Regions from separate parts of the Homo sapiens genome. Here region 1 is linked to region 2. Evidence: chromatin loops called from intact Hi-C (ENCODE). Cell type or tissue: PC-3. All regions are shown on one strand.

What was found. Hi-C counts contacts between places; a loop is a spot of excess contacts. Peaks named below come from ENCODE experiments on the same cell type or tissue, not always from the same donor. Only the 100,000 strongest peaks of a DNase experiment are listed, where the experiment ranks them.
Region 1: a loop joins it to region 2, with 10 times the contacts of the local background. A loop is called at or near these places in 2 of 110 quality-filtered maps.

The regions. Positions count from the first base shown.
Region 1 is chr11:102,008,023-102,016,022 of GRCh38, forward strand. No RefSeq gene overlaps it. Among named protein-coding and RNA genes, the nearest start is that of CFAP300, 35 kb to the right of the region's middle. RefSeq lists enhancers at 1,989-2,615, 2,901-4,100. In PC-3, a CTCF peak has its summit at 168; DNase peaks (open chromatin) are centred at 2,939 and 3,269; H3K4me3 peaks cover 1,452 bases; H3K27ac peaks cover 3,010 bases.
Region 2 is chr11:102,175,098-102,183,097 of GRCh38, forward strand. All of the region lies in intron 3 of YAP1 (Yes1 associated transcriptional regulator), which reads left to right. Among named protein-coding and RNA genes, the nearest start is that of YAP1-DT, 69 kb to the left of the region's middle. In PC-3, no CTCF peak of the experiment used is centred here; a DNase peak (open chromatin) is centred at 3,344; H3K4me3 peaks cover 963 bases; H3K27ac peaks cover 3,063 bases.

The DNA of each region.
Region 1 (8,000 bases), 170 kb before region 2:
AATGACTGCCCTCTAGTGGTTATAAAACAATAAACTTTTCTATCAGTCAATGCCAGTAGCTTTCACTCTTTCCAGTAAGAAAACTTAACTAAGGCATGCCCTTTGATATTTTTATATTCTATTGTATTTTATTTTAAAAAAATGTTGGTTACAAGGAATAATATATCTTCACCCACTAATAGCTTGCCATCCAGTTTGACAACGAGTGTTCTCTGAGAACACTTGGTTTAATATATTAACTATGTCATATAGACTATGGTTTATGATTTAATTTATTCTGAAAGTAGATATGATTTAACGTTTTCTGAAATAGTAGGCTGCTTAAGTTTAACAATACAGATAATATAAATAATACAAATAAAATTCCCCATACACTAATACTAATCATACCTACCAAATATATTATCTTTTCTATTAGTAACTTACATACATTTCACATGTATTACCTCAAAAAAGTCTCTACTACAAATCTGTGTTTACTTTCATTCTTCAGAGTTGCAGACTGAATTTCCTCAGTCATAACAAGACTTACAATAAAGTTATGAAATATAGCTTATTGCTATAATAGGAAAAATAAGAAAACATTCTATAAGGTGATAAACAGGGAAACTGTTAAATTATGGTACATTTATATGATGACTATTACACAGCCATTAAAATTATATTTTCAAAGAATATTTAATGAATTAAAGAAATAACAATGATTCGTTGCTAAGTGGAAAGAGAGGGACCTGGAGCTATACTTAGAGTGTCTCAACCATGGGAGGAAATAAACACATCAAGAAAGAAAAGCCAGGAAATTAATGCAATCAAATATCAGGAGTGGTTTCTCTGCAATCAGATTCCAGGTGATTTTCATTTTTTCTTAATACTTTTTTTTTATATTTTTCACACTATCTACATTGTGCATGTGTAACTTCAGAGAAGTCCAAAAAAATTAAAAGCAAATGAAATTGTCTCCTTTGATAAAAGTGTACACATGAAAGAGAAAGAATGCCCCTCAAAGTCTGCCTTTCCAGATGTCCTGTGTAGCTGAATTACAGACCCTGTAACAGATTTTCTATACTGGAGGATGAGTTTGCTTGTCACAAAAGCATCTTCCAGGGTATTCCTTATCTACAAATATTCGTAAAAGGAGGCCTGGACCTTCAGAATCAGAAGATGAGTAGGTATAATTTTGTGTTATCTCCTGTATATAAGTATCAGTCAAAACAAACTCTCCAAGAACTTTATCTTGGAAAGGTTACATCAGTCTGAGTTTTGTTCCATTGGATGGCCCTTTTTTTTTTTAATTTTTTTAAAGAGATGGGGTCTTGCCATGTTGCCCAGGCTAGTCTCAAACTCCTGGGCTCAAGCAATCTTCCTGCCATCCAGGCCAGGCACAGTGGCACTTTTGACTGCAAAGTATGAAAGCACTAAGAGTATTGCTCTACAGAATGGTAAATATGATATGCAATTTTAAATTAATTTATATTAAAAGGTTGCCAAAGTTATCAATGTTGCTTATATTTCCTAAAATGGATTATGACCTAAACAATATTTATGAACACCTAAAACTCATTAAAAATCTCTTTTCCATTTTTAATATTTTATCCTCATATTTTATTGTATATGCAGTCGTTGTCATAATGCCTTTCTTCCAGAGATTTTTTACAATGCCTTTTTTTAAAGATTAAGTAGAAAACTTTCCAAGAATTTCAAATAATTTTAAAGAAAGAAATTTATACATCAGCCACTCCATCTAACTCTTCATATTAAAGATGAAATCCAAGTACTTTTTAAATGACATTAGTTAAAGCTTCCAATGTCCACGGAAATAAAACTAGTATTTTGCCTTTTTGGTTTCTCCAGCCCAGCAAAGAAAGAATGAAAAAAATATTTGCAGAAAGTGAGAACTTTGTAAGTTACTGCATTGATCAGAAATCAATTCAAAGCTATGTAATACGTATTCACTCAATACAACTTTACTGAGTACCTCTTAAATCATCTCTATGCTTGGGACCAGGGACTCCAATAGAGATCAAATACAATCCCACTAATCAAAACATTTAGCCTATGAGATCTTAAAGACCGGCAAACAGGCAATTACAGCAAAGTGTGAGTGAACACAGATTATAATGAGATTGCCTAGAAGGGCCATCTAATCCAGGACTTGGGCTGTGAAGGCAGGCTTTCTGGAAAATGTGACTACCAAAGTGAGGGCTGAAGGATGGGTTAGACAAGCAAGGATGGAAGAGGATGTAATTTCAGGCATTAGAAACAGCATGTGTCAAACTCAGCCTGCTTTGCCCATACTTCATAAATCTCCAAATCAAACAGGGCTTTCAGGCAAGAGAGCAATTGGAAGCATTATTATACCTCTGCTCTTTCCTGAAGCCCTACTTAAATCACAAGGATTAAAAAGGACAGATAGCAGCCAGGCACGGTGGGTCATGCCTGTAATCTCAGCACTTTGGGAGGCTGAGGCAGACGGATCACCTGAAGTCAGGAGTTTGAGACCAGCCTGGCCAACCTAGTGAAACCCCGTCTCTACTGAAAATACAAAAAAATTATCCAGGCGTGGTGTCAGGCACCTGTAATCCCAGCTACTCGGGAGGCTGAGGCAGGAGATTCGGTTGGACCCGGAAGGCAGAGGTTGCAGTGAGCCGAGATCGCGCCACTGCACGACAGCCTGGGCGACAGAGTGAGACTCTGTCTCAAAAAAACAGAGAAAGAGATACCCTAGATGTCTCAATTGTTGTAAGTAATAATAAAATAAAAGGAGGGAGTACAAGACAAAGAGAAAACAAGGGAAGACAGCGCCAAAACTTGGAAGGTTAGAAAGCAGGTGATGAAGTGGTAACTGATTTAGATAATCAAAGAAAGCTAAAACCTATGCTGGCAGTAGGGGAAGCCTAAAGCAAGCCAGTCTTTCCTGCAAAACCAGAAAGGCCCAGGTTTGAAAGTCATCCGGTAGTTCTGCAAACTGGGGGTAAAGGTAAGACTGAAACAGTAATGATTAGTTGGAAGTCTGTTAGACAAACAGTTAAACCCCAGATCCAAATGTCATGCAAGACAGCTGGACCACTCTCCTTCTTTTGCCAAAGCAGGAACATTTAACTTTAAAACTATGAATAAACGAGAATTTCTTTAACCCATTAGAAGGCATTTAGTGGTTGCTGAGGGCTTGCTGCTGAGATAGTCCCGTCAGGACCTGAGGAGTCTTTCCCCAGCTGACAGGAATGTCGGCGGCTGACAGCTCTCAGCTGAGTCACTCTCCAGGCATTTCCCGCAGGCCAAGAGACTCCTCACACGGGGCCACACCCAGTCCCTGAGGGCCGCCCTTATCCAATGCCTGGTTGATGTGGGGCATGAAGTCCTGGCCCCTTTGCCTCAAGGTAGGTCCGTTTTGAAAGGCACGACTGCACACCAGCAAGAAACGACCAAAAAAAAAAATTTGTAACTTTTTAAAAGATACCATTTACAAAAATAACCAAATTTAAAATGCCAACTCTGAATCTTTAAAAAGATATGCAAGCCTTTTCTGGAAAAAAGATTAAAATATTGAAAGACATTTTAAAAGATTTAAATAAATGGATGTATATACCATATCCTTGGATTTGAAAACTCAATATCATGTCAGTTCCTCCCATTGATATTAAACATTCAATGCAATTCCAACTAAAACACTCAAGGCCTGTTTGTGGAATTTGACAAGATGATCTAAAAATTTATGTGAAAGAGGAAAGAACAAGAATAGCCCAGATACACCTGTGTCCGAAGACTAACGTGGAGGTACTTGCCCTATCAAATAACAAGACTTTTTGTTTTTCTCTCCTTTTTTTGACACAGAATCTTGCTCTGTCACCCACGCTGGAGTGCAGTGGCACTATCTCAGCTCACTGCAACCTCCACCTCCCGGGTTCGAGTGATTTTCCTGCCTCAGCCACCCAAGTAGCTGGGATTATAGGCATGCACCACCACGCCAGGCTAATTTTTGTATTTTTAGTGGAAACAGCATTTTGCCATGTTGGCCAGGCTGGTCTCAAACTTCTGGCCTCAAGTGATCCATCAACCTCAGCCTCCCAAAGTGTTGGGATTACAGGCGTGAGCCATGGCACCCAGCAAAAGCTCTTATAATTAAGATAATGTGGTACTGGCACAAGATACATATAAAAATCAATAAAGTACATATTAAAAATCAAAATACATATAAAAATAAATAAAAACTCTTGCAAATAAACCTGATTTACAGCAAAGCAGGCGTTGTATCAAGCTACAATAGCTATGGTAGTTATGAACACGCACCGCTCAGATTTCCTTTCAAGAGATAACCTGCGCAAAAGAGACTGTTGGCTGACAGCCCCTACCTGCTGTACCTCCTGCATCCACCATGGTGTTCACATCAATGCCTTTCTCCCCGCAGACTGTTCCCAGTGACTGAACATTGTGGAAGACTGTGGAAAATTGTGGGTGTCCCAGAAACAGACAATTCTTAACCAGTGAGGGACTTCTCTGGTGGATAGTCTTTACATATGGGTGCCTCAATAGGCCTGGGCAAGACTTCCTTTTTCAGAGCTACTTCTTCCTTCCCATGCTCTTTTCACATGTGTCAGACACACATCATAACATCATAACCTTTATCCTTCACAGGTGTTTCTTCCCAATAAATCTCATACACCTCTAATTCCATCTTGAGATCTGCTTTTCAGAGGAACTTAACTGACATAGTTGGTACCAGGAACAGTCCAAGAAAGCAGGCTAAAAGGTGGAGATTGGGGATGGAATCACTGAATGGCAAGGAAAACCCCATGCTGAGTGGAGAGTGGGTCACAGATTGTCCCTGGCTCAAGGTAGTGGCTCGACTGCCACTATTTCACAGGTGATGACCTGGGGAAACATTCCCTGAGAAAAACAGGCTTGCCAATTCAAGAATCCAGGCATTTAAAAGATGCAGTGGGACTAACACCTGCAAAGACAGTAGCTAGTTATTACTAAGTTGAATTGAAAACCTTCAGAGTGATGAGAAACTGAGAGCAGTTAACAACTAAAGGTTAAGTATGAGAGCCAGGATGCACTTGCGGTGGTATTGCTTACAAAGAGATCCTTATCACCCTGCAGTGGAAGAGAGCTCAGCTGCGGGGCAATCATAGGACTTAGAATAAGGAGCTGCAGAGGCATTTATCAGGCAAGGCAGATCTGTCACAAAAAGACCAGAGCCCTGAAACATCTGGGTGGGTAGCCCCAAGAATTCCTGGTCACTGGATTCCCAAATCGGTGCCTATCTCTCCTACCATTAGGAGACTGCAGGAACCAACAAGATCTCAGTGATGCTGCTGCCTCTTCCTGCAGATCCTTCTTGCAGATCCTTCAGACCTAGAACTTCCCCAGCTGTATTGGGCTGGGATTTAACACTAGTTATCTGCTTGTCAGCAGACGGAGGGTAACTGTGAGGGGTTTCTGGCTGCCTTGTGGTGGAAAGGCCTCAGTAGGGTCTTCTCAGGTGGAGTAAATGCTAGCTCTTAACAAGGAGTAGTGAGAGAGGGGCACTGATATCACGAAGAACTTCAGTGGTGGCTCTGCTCTGTAGGCCAGGACTGAAGGTATGAGAGGAGATCAAGCCTCCTCTATTACAGAGCTGGGCTCCTTAATTGTAGCGAGCATGATGAGCCCCCAGAGTAAGAGAGACCAGGTAACTGCCAGAAGCCAGGGGCCACAGTTACTCTAAAAACCAGCAAGGTTAAAGAAGCAGCAGAGGGGGCTTGGTTGTCAGGCAGTTGTAGAAATGATGAATATAATTTGGAGTTTCTAGGGTCCAAACAAGTTGGCACCCTACAAGGGTACTACTTAACATCTACAATCAAAACAAGTAAAGAATGGAGGAGTAGGTAGCTTAGGACAGTGGTCCCAATAAAAATTATAATATCTTGCTCAGTTTCCAGACCTGAGCCTTTTTATTTAAGACAGAGTCTTGCTCTGTCGCCCAGGCTGGAGTGCAGTGGCACGATCTCGGCTCACCACAACCTCCACCTCCTGGGTTCAAGTGATTCTCCTGCCTCAGCCTCCTAAGTACCTGGGATTACGGGCACATGCCACCATGCCCGGCTACTTTTTTATATTTTTGATAGACACAAGGTTTCACCATGTTGGCCAGGCTGGTATCAAACTCCTGACCTCAAGTGATTCGCCCACCTCGGCCTCCCAAAGTGCTGGGATTACAGGCATGAGCCACCGCACCCGGCCTGAGCCAATTTTTTTTTTTTTTTTTTGAGACGGAGTCTCACTCTGTCGCCCAGGCTGGAGTGCAGTGGGCGCCATCTCAGCTCACTGCAAGCTCCGCCTCCCGGGTTCACGCCATTCTCTCGCCTCAGCGCCCCCGGAGTAGCTGGGACTACAGGCGCCCGCCACAGCGCCCGGCTAATTTTTTGTATTTTTAGTAGAGACGGGGTTTCACCGTGTTAGCCAGGATGGTCTCGATCTCCTGACCTCGTGATCCACCCGCCTCGGCCTCCTAAAGTGCTGGGATTACAGGCGTGAGCCACTGCGCCCGGCCCCTATTTTTAAACTGAAACCCATTAAATGATAAGATGGCCGGGTCTCCAGGAAGAAGGACCCTGCAATTCCCCCAAGAAATATATACTGCAAAGATTCCCTCAGTCGTTGTCTTAAGGGACCTATGGTCATTTCTGTGGGAATACACTGAGGAAAGGGGAATAACCAAATATTTGAGGACTACTGAAGCGGGATCTTGGGCCATGATGTTCTTAAGCTACTAGACGATACGATCTACTAAAACAAGGGAGTAAACCAAGAAAACAAAGATAAGAAATCTGAGAGGCAAGAGAGCTGCAGTGGCCATGAGAATGCACTTTGCAGCCCTCCAGCTACGGAGCATAACTGATCAAAGACCTTAGCTGAGGTGCTCTGAAACCCATCCCAGCCCAGAGGATAGGTTCTCAAAGGATGCAGAGCAACAAGGAAAAGGCAAAACACAAACAGAAATCCCCAGGGTGACGGTAAAGGAAAAATTCAGCTGTGCGGCAAGCCTACAAAGCAACCAGTCAAGACAAGTACAGAAGGAATGGCCACAAGAAGATAAAATTGATAGGAAATCTACTAAGTTTGAGTTACTAAGAGGATGTGTGCAATCTGGAAGAGAAAGAATTAGTGATAAATTACGTAGAAAACTAAACAGAAAAATCATAATTTGTATGACAACCAAAACAAAAATGTGAACAAGGAATAATAAATATTCATAGTATACTAGATGACAACAGCAAAAATTATATTTAGTCATAATAATGCAAATGTTCAATATTGATCTAACAAAAATTAATAAGAATTTTAGTAGGCTGGGAGAATGGGAAGTGTGAGGGAGACAGGTAGAGAATATACTAAGAGGTTAACAGGTAATATATGAAACAAATACCAAGAATGACAGGATAAGCATGTTATTTAGAAATATGGAAGTAAATACTATAAGAAAAAGCTAAAAGAATATTATCTAGGGAGAAGAAATGGAGAGGGATACTGCTAATTATTCCATAATAATAAGACTTGTATTTTATGTTTAAGCTATCTGTAACTTTGATAAACTTTAAATTCAAAATAATTATTGAGCAATACATTTTTGGTTTTTTTGTTTTGTTTTTTTAAATAGAGATGGGGGTCTTGCTATGTTGCTTAGGCTGGTCTTGAACTTCTGTCCTCAAGGAATCCTCCCATCTCAGCCTCCCATAGTGCTAGATTACAAGAATGAGCTACCACACTGGGCCAAAAAACAATTAAAATGCTTTTTTTAAAGCAATGAAATTGCAATAATTTGACAATAATATGTGAATATACAGAGTTTTAAGAAATTAATAAAAGTCAAACACCACAATTAAACAAATGATTCATAAAATAACTAAAAATGTGAATAACAATGTATTGTTGACATTTTATCTCGGATTTTAAAAAATGAAAGTTAAAAAAAAGGAGACCATTTCTAGATACACACATACTCAAAAGAATTGAAAACA
Region 2 (8,000 bases):
AACCACTCTTTGTTTGCCCAAAGCTTATTTTCATCAGTATGTTTATAGTATCATTAGTTTGGGAGGCCAAGGCGGGCAGATCACCTGAGGTCAGGAGTTTGAGACCAGCCTGACCAACATGGTGAAACCCCGTCTCTACTAAAAATACAAAAATTAGCCGGGCATGGTGGTACACCCCTGTAATCCCAGCTACTCGGGAGGCTGAGGTGGGAGAATTGCTTGAACCTGGGAGGTGGAGGCTGCAGTGAGCCAAGATCGCGCCACTGCACTCCAGCCTGGGTGACAGAGCGAGACCTCGTCTCAAAAAAAAACTTATTTCTTTTACCAAAACTTGATGTATAGACTGCCTTTTCTTCAGTAAATGTTTATTTTCCCATATTCGGCTTATCAAAGCCACAAAATAAGTTAGTGATAATAATATAGTCATGTATTGCTTAATGACTGGGATAAGTTCTGAGAAATGGGTTGCTGGGTGATTTCATAATTGTATAAATATCATAGAGTAGGCTTACACAAACCTAGATGGTATAGCCTATTATACACATAGACTCAATGATACAGCTTATCGCTCTTAGGCTACAAACCTGGACAGCATGTTACCGTACTGAAGACTGTAGGCAGTTGTAACACAATGGTAAGTATATGTGTATCTAAATATATCTAAACATAGAAGAGGTAATGCATTGCACTATAACATTACCTTATGACAGCCACGACATCTCTAGGTGACAGGAATTTTTTAGCTCTATTATAAGTTTCTGGGATCACCATTCTATATGTGATCCATCATTGACTGAAATGTCATTATGCAGCAAATTTGTATATAACTATTTCCATTGCGTCTGCCTAAAAATCTTAGTAGTGTGGGCAGAACTTGATTAGGGATTGTTTAAGGCATATATGGTCAAGCATATGAATTTCAGATATTTATGTTTATGGAAGACTCCTTTGTAAAAAAAAACTGAAGAAGAATCAGAGGTGATACATTTTAGTTCCTGTTTATTTTGAAAGCCAAAAGTCTGCACAAATTGCAGACCAAAGTATCACAAACTACTAACAAGGCAGTGGTTTCTAATAAATGTTGCTATCTTTGTCCTGAGCAACCTTGCAAAACTGTACATTCCCACTCATAAAAAATGGAGAACTTTTTCCCTATAGTCTAGGGCAGAGTGATAAGTTTTTCTCATAATTCCACATAGCTTATAGTTAAACTCAGTGTAGAAGAGTGATGAACACAAAACAATACATACTGTATTCAAGAAATCAGAACAGGTGCAATTTAAATTTATAGGTGGGGAAGAGTCTTACTAGTGGGACAGATTGGAGAAAAGCTTCACAAAGATATGGCATAAGAATAGAGTAGAATTGGGTCAGGCACGGTGGCTCACGCCTGTAATCCCAGCACTTTGGGAGGCAATGTGGGTGGATCTTGAGGTCAGGAGTTTGAGACCAGCCTGGCCAACATGGTGAAACCTCATCTCTACTAAAAATAACAAAAGTTAGCCGGGTGTGGTGGTGCACCCCTGTAATCCCAGCTACTCAGGAGGCTGAGGCAGGAGAATCACTTGAACCCAGGAGGCGGAGGTTGCAGTGAGCTGAGATCACACCATTGCACTCCAGGCTGGGCAACAGAGTAAGACTCCGTCTCAAAAAAAAAAAAAAAAAAAAAAAAAAAAAAAGAGTAGAATTTCAGTGGGTTGAAAACAATGGAGGCTGGGAGGACACAGGCTTTGGGGTGGACATACTGAGAATGTAGGGAGGTGGAAAGTGCATGACACTTCTGGGTACTGGAAAGACAGGAGTGAACAAGCCATGCGGCTGGGAGGACTGAATGAATTACTAAAGTGATAGAATCATCTTACCAGAGAGAAAGCAGCTGATGAAGTAGGAGAAGAAACTATATGTAGACAAGTTATTAGGAAGAAGTGACATTCAGAGTGGGAAGGGATGAGAGGGAGTTAGCTAAGCAAAGAAGGTAGAGAGAAGAGTTCCTGCAGGGAGCAACTGCAGTTGTGAAGGTCCTGGAGCTGGGAGAGGAGATGTTTGAGGAACTGAGAGAAGATTGAATGAGGAGGGATGTGAAATGATGTGGAGGAATAGATAGAGCCTGGCATGTTGGATGCTTTCAGTACCGAAGCAGTGCTATATAATGCCTGACTATAGAGGATAACCCACTAAAAATTTGAGAATTTTCCTTTAGGGAGCTGAGCCTTGAGTCAGAGGACTTCCTCCTTAGAGGAGGTGAGGTAAGATGATCATGTGGCTGTGGTACATACAAAGTTTAATGTTGGAGTTGAATAAGACCAATTTGGAAGTTACTGCTAAAACTTTGTCATGGAAATGTGAAAGTTTATGTGAAAGTTTCAAGGTCAAAAGATCGAGACCAGCCTGGCCAACACAGTGAAACCCCATCTTTACTAAATACAAAAATTAGCTGGGCGTGGTGGTGAGGGCCTGTAATCCCAGCTACTCAGGAGGCTGAGGCAGGAGAATCGCTTGAACCCAGCAGGTGGAGGTTGCAGTGAACCAAGATTGCGCCATGGCACTCTAGCCTGGCGACAGAGTGAGACTCGGTCTCAAAAAAAAAAAAAAAAAAAAGTTTATGTGAAAGTTTTGAGGGACAAATGGAAATGGCATTTTGAAGAAACCCCACTCAAAATATGGGAACATATCTTGTGAAGTGTCAAATGTCCAGTTGGAGGAGAAAGACTAGTATTGACCCTGTGAGAGGCATTAAAGATATGGGAGTCATTTATGTGAATATGGCAAGCCATGGGATTTCATGAAAGTTCCAAGAAAAGAGGATTAAAAAAATATGATTACTGTTTGTCATAATTGTGGTGTAGTATTCAAGAGCATGATTTCTGGAGAGCTCAACTGTCAAGGTTTGAATCTCACTCTGCCACTTACTAGGTTGGGCTGAATGATCCTGGACAAGCTAACTTTTCTTTGCCTTAGATTCCTCATCTGTAAAGTGGGTATAATAATAGTACCTCCATCGTAGGGTTGTTAAGTGACTTAACATTTGCTTGCAAAGAACTTAGGAAAAGTGCCGTGTACATAGTAAGAACAGTTTGTGAATCATCATAAATACACGAGACCAGAATTTCAAAACAAGCAGCAGGCAGAATGTTCCTTTAAAAGGTCATTGAATGTACTTTTCCAGCTACTCTTGTTACTTTCTAAGGAAACTACTTGATAATCCTGTACTTTGTAGGACTCATCAGGGTGTGTTTAGTAAACTTCAGTGTCCTAGGTGACTTCTTTATTCCCAAATTGTGGGGCAGGTGACAAGGGGAGGTTGGTCCTCTAACTCGTGGTGTAGTTAATCAGGATTTTCCTGTTTGAATAGACATGGCAAATGGTTTTAGTTAGTCATTACTAATGCAAGAGGGTCCTTAGGCAAGAGCAGGAAGTTAATGGTGAGTCACCTTCAGTGTTATGACATGGAGTATTTCTTTTTAAAATATCACAGGGAGTTGGTTTTTGCTATAGTAGCTAAGTTGTCAATCAAGTAATACTAGTAGTAAATCTTACATAAAAACTCGCTTCCCTCAAGTTTAAGTAGTTCTAATTTATGCATTATTTTATATATTGCCTACTACTCTCTTTTTGCTTATCCTGAATCAAATTTCTCACCCTCTGTCAATCTAATTTTGTGTTGCTATAAAGGAATAACTGAAACTGAGTAATTTATAAAGAAAGGTTTAATTTGGCTCACAGTTCTGCAGGCTGTACAGGAAGCATGGTGCCAGCGTCTGCTTCTGGTGAGGACCTCAGGAAGCTTACAATCCTAGCAAAAGGCAAGTGGGAACCAGTGTGATACATGGTGCAAGAAAGTGAGTGGGAGAAGTCCCAGGCTTTTAAACAACCAGATCTCAGGTGAACTGAATGAGAACTCACTTATGACCAAGGGGATGGTGCGAAGCCATTCATGAGGTACCCCACCCCCCACCCCGTGACCCAGTCACCCCCCACCAGGCCCCACCTCCAACTTTGGGAATCCCATTTCACTATGAAATTTGGAGGGGACAAACATCCAAACCATGTCACCCTCTTTACGTCTCATTAAAATGCTGGCCTGTTTCTCTCTTCCTTTTTGCTATAGGGCCTACTTTTAATCTTTTCTTCGAAAGAAGACTTTGGTATTGGTGGTCAGGCATGATAGCCCAGCCTTGAAAAGCTTCCACATCTTTTTCACGTCTAAGGGCCCAGCTTTCGAGTGTGTAAAAGTTATTTGGGGTGAAAATGTGTATTATCCATTCTCACCAATCTAGAGGTTGTCATGAGTTTGGGGGATTGGAATTACTGTTTAATAATGGTAATCCCCTTTAAGTATTTACTGGTTGAAATAATTAAAGTTTTTCTGGTAGATTCTTAACCATAAAAACGAAGCGAACTGCTTATTCTGCCCCATCCACAGGTAGCAGCCTCTTCATGCTTGCCCCTGCCTGGAATGCCCATGCCCGGAATGTCACATGTTTGGCTAGGAGTGCATTTAGGTCAGAGCTTACAGGTCACTTCCTGCCCTTGATCTGCTTTTCTAAAAAACTGTTTCCCATTTTTCTTTTTCTTTCCCATTTTTCATTTTTCTTTCTTTCATGCATGCTGCTTTATTTTTGCTGCACGTATCATTAGCCAACATTGTACTGTCTTCTATCTGGAACATAAATTCCATCAGATAGGGACTATGTTGTTTATTGCTCCATCTCCAGGGCCTGAATATAGTAGGAACTCAATAAATACTTGTTGAGTAAAAGTATTTGCTATATCCCTGTCCCTTCAGTTTAAATGATACATAAAAATAATGCAGAAATTGAGCTTACATAGAAAGAATGAAACAATATTTTGTTTTACAAGCATAAACAAAGGATTTTAATTACATTCATTTCAGCCAACATTTATTCTATTTTTTTTTTTTTTTTTTTTGAGATGGAGTCTCGCATCCGTCGTCCAGGCTGGAGTGCAATGGCACAATCTTGGCTCACTGCAACCTCCAACTCCCGGGTACGAGAGATTCTCCTGCCTCAGCCTCCCAAGTAGCTGGGACTACAGGTGTGCGCCACCACACCCGGCTAATTTTGTAGTTTTAGTAGAGATGGGGTTTCACCATGTCACCATGTTGGCCAGGCTGGTCTCGAACTCCTGACCTCATGATCCTCCCTCCTTGGCCTCCTAATCTATTTCTAATTAGTAGATCCTATACTGGACAAAAATGGAAAATGCAAAATATATACTCCTGTGTTCAGGAATTTCACAGTCTAGCCAGGAAGAAAACATGCATAATGAAATAATACTGAATGAGCCAGGCGTGGTGGCTCACGCCTGTAATCCCAGCACTTTGGGAGGCCGAGGCAGGTGGATCACAAGGTCAGGAGATCGAGACCATCCTGGCTAACACAGTGAAACCCCGTCTCTACTAAAAGTACAAAAAATTAGCCAGGCATGGTGGCGGGCGCCTGTAGTCCCAGCTACTTGGGATGCTGAGGCAGGAGAATGGCATGAACCTGGGAGGTGGAGCTTGCAGTGAGCCGAGATCATGCCACTGCACTCCAGCCTGGGCGACTGAGCAAGACTCCATCTCAAAAAAAAAAAAAAAAAAAAAGAAGATCAAAACAAAAATAATAATACTGAATGATAAATGCTATGACATAGATATAAAGAAATTTTTTTACTAGCACAGAGAAAGAACTCTTCATCTGTATTGAGGAAGTGAAAAGTTCTCAACTAAAAATGTTTCGAAGCTAAATGGCCAGTAGTAATTCTCGGTCGGGCATGGTAGCTCGCACCTGTAATCCCACCACTTTGGGAGGTCGAGGTGGGAGGATCTCTTGAGCTCAGGATTTCGAGACCAGCCTGGGCAACATAATGAGACCCCATCTCTACAGAAAAATTTAAAAAATAGCTGAGCGTGGTGGTGTGCACCTGTAGTCCTAGCTCCCCAGGAAGCTGAGGCAGGAGGTCACTTGAGCCCAGGAGTCCAAGGCTGCAGTGAGCCGGGATTGCACCACTGCACTCCATCCTGGGTGACAGAATGAGACCCTGCCTCAAAAAAATAAAATAATAGGCCAGGCTCGGTGGCTCACGCCTGTAATCCCAGCACTTTGGGAGGTTGAGGTGGGCGGATCACGAGGTCAGGAGATCGCGACAATCCTGGCTAACACGGTGAAACCCCGTCTCTACTAAAAATACAAAAAAATTAGCCGAGCGTGGTGGTGGGCCCCTGTAGTCCCAGCTACTTGGGAGGCTGAGGCAGGAGAATGGCGTGAACCCGGGAGGCGGAGCTTGCAGTGAGCCGAGATTGCGCCACTGCACTCCAGCCTGGGTGGCAGAGCGAGACTCCGTCTCAAAAATAAATAAATAAATAAATAAAATAAAATAATAACTCCTATGGGTCACATCCATTCTTTTTACTTCCTGCCACCTACTCCTTATTTCTATCTGGTCATTAAGGACAAATGTGAAATGAATTTTGGAGACGGAGAAAGACTCTCTCAAAATAAATAAATAAAATTTAAAAAAAAACGTACTGCCCTTGTGGTGCCTGTTTTGTCATGGTAGATTTGCCTAATCCTAGCAGACGTGACTGTGTACTATTCCCAGACCTGCATAGATTGATCTCCAAACTGCCTAAAATGAATAGATGTGGTTGTGTATAACTCAGATAAATTTGAGAAATACTTCTGTACTAGCTGAAGAATTCTAAGTGGTTGTGTTTTGTTTGTTTTTGTTGTTGTTTTTTGAGACGGAGTCTCACCCTGTTGCCCAGGCTGGAGTGCAGTGGCGTGATCTGGCTCACTGCAACCTCCACCTCCCAGATTCAAGTGATTCTCCTGCCTCAGTCTCCTGAGTAGCTGGGATTACAGGCCCTCACCACCACACCCGGCTAATTTTTTGTATTTTTAGTAGAGACGGGGTTTCACCATGTTAGTCAGGCTGGCCTCAAACTCCTGACCTCGTGATCCCCTGCCTCAGCCTCCCAAAGTGCTGGGATTACAGGCGTGAGCCACCATGCCTGGCCCTAAGTGGTTGTTTTAAATCAGTGGTTCCTTAGACCGGCATCAGCACCACCTGGGAATTTTCAGGCCTGCTGAATCAAAAAGTATAGGGGTAAGGCTCAGCAACATGTGTTTTAACAAACCTTCCAGGTGATTCTGATGAATATTTATAGCACATTATAATCAGAATATAAATTGAACATAAAGGCATCCTAAATTGATTTTGATCGAGCCACTGTGGTCTCCTCTTACATTTATTTTTGTGGTAATCCTACATTTCCCCCCTTGGACTTAACCTTCCTGCATCCTAACCCTAGCCCAAACAGATGATTGAAACACATTTTCACTAAGTGTAATTTGTTTCACTTTCAGAAAACATATCACTTTTTGCTTTCTCTCCTTTTCATGGTTATTCAACAGTTAGTTTAAGAGAATGACTTGGAATCCTGCATTGAGAATCAAGTCACTGAATTTCTTCTAAGGACCACTGGACTAAAAATTCTTTTTTTGTGAATAAAGCCTTTATCTGTATTGTTCCATTAACACTGGAAGAATTGTTTCTTTTCAGTTTTCTCTATCTTAATTCTATGACAAAGATAGTGTGGTGAAAAGTTATTTAAAGGTGATCTTTTCTAATCTATTCCTTGCCTTTGGTGCGCAGCTTTCTTTCAGTACAAAGAAAGTATCCTATTTTGGGCCATCTCTTTCCATATAACATTATATTTTACCCAGAGAGTATTAAATGAAAGATAAAATGAATATAAAGTATTATTTTGTATTTGGTATATATGTGTTGGTATAAATGTTAATTGCAAATAATATAGGTTCTACATGATTTTAAGCTTACAGAAAGTTCAAAGTATTACTTAAAAGGCAAGACATTGATTCTTCCATCAAACATTTATTGAGCAGCTATTCAGGTATTAGCCTACAAGCTTGTAAAGAAGAATGACTTGATCATTGCCAGGAGAACAGATATGTAATCAAGTAATTACAATTCTA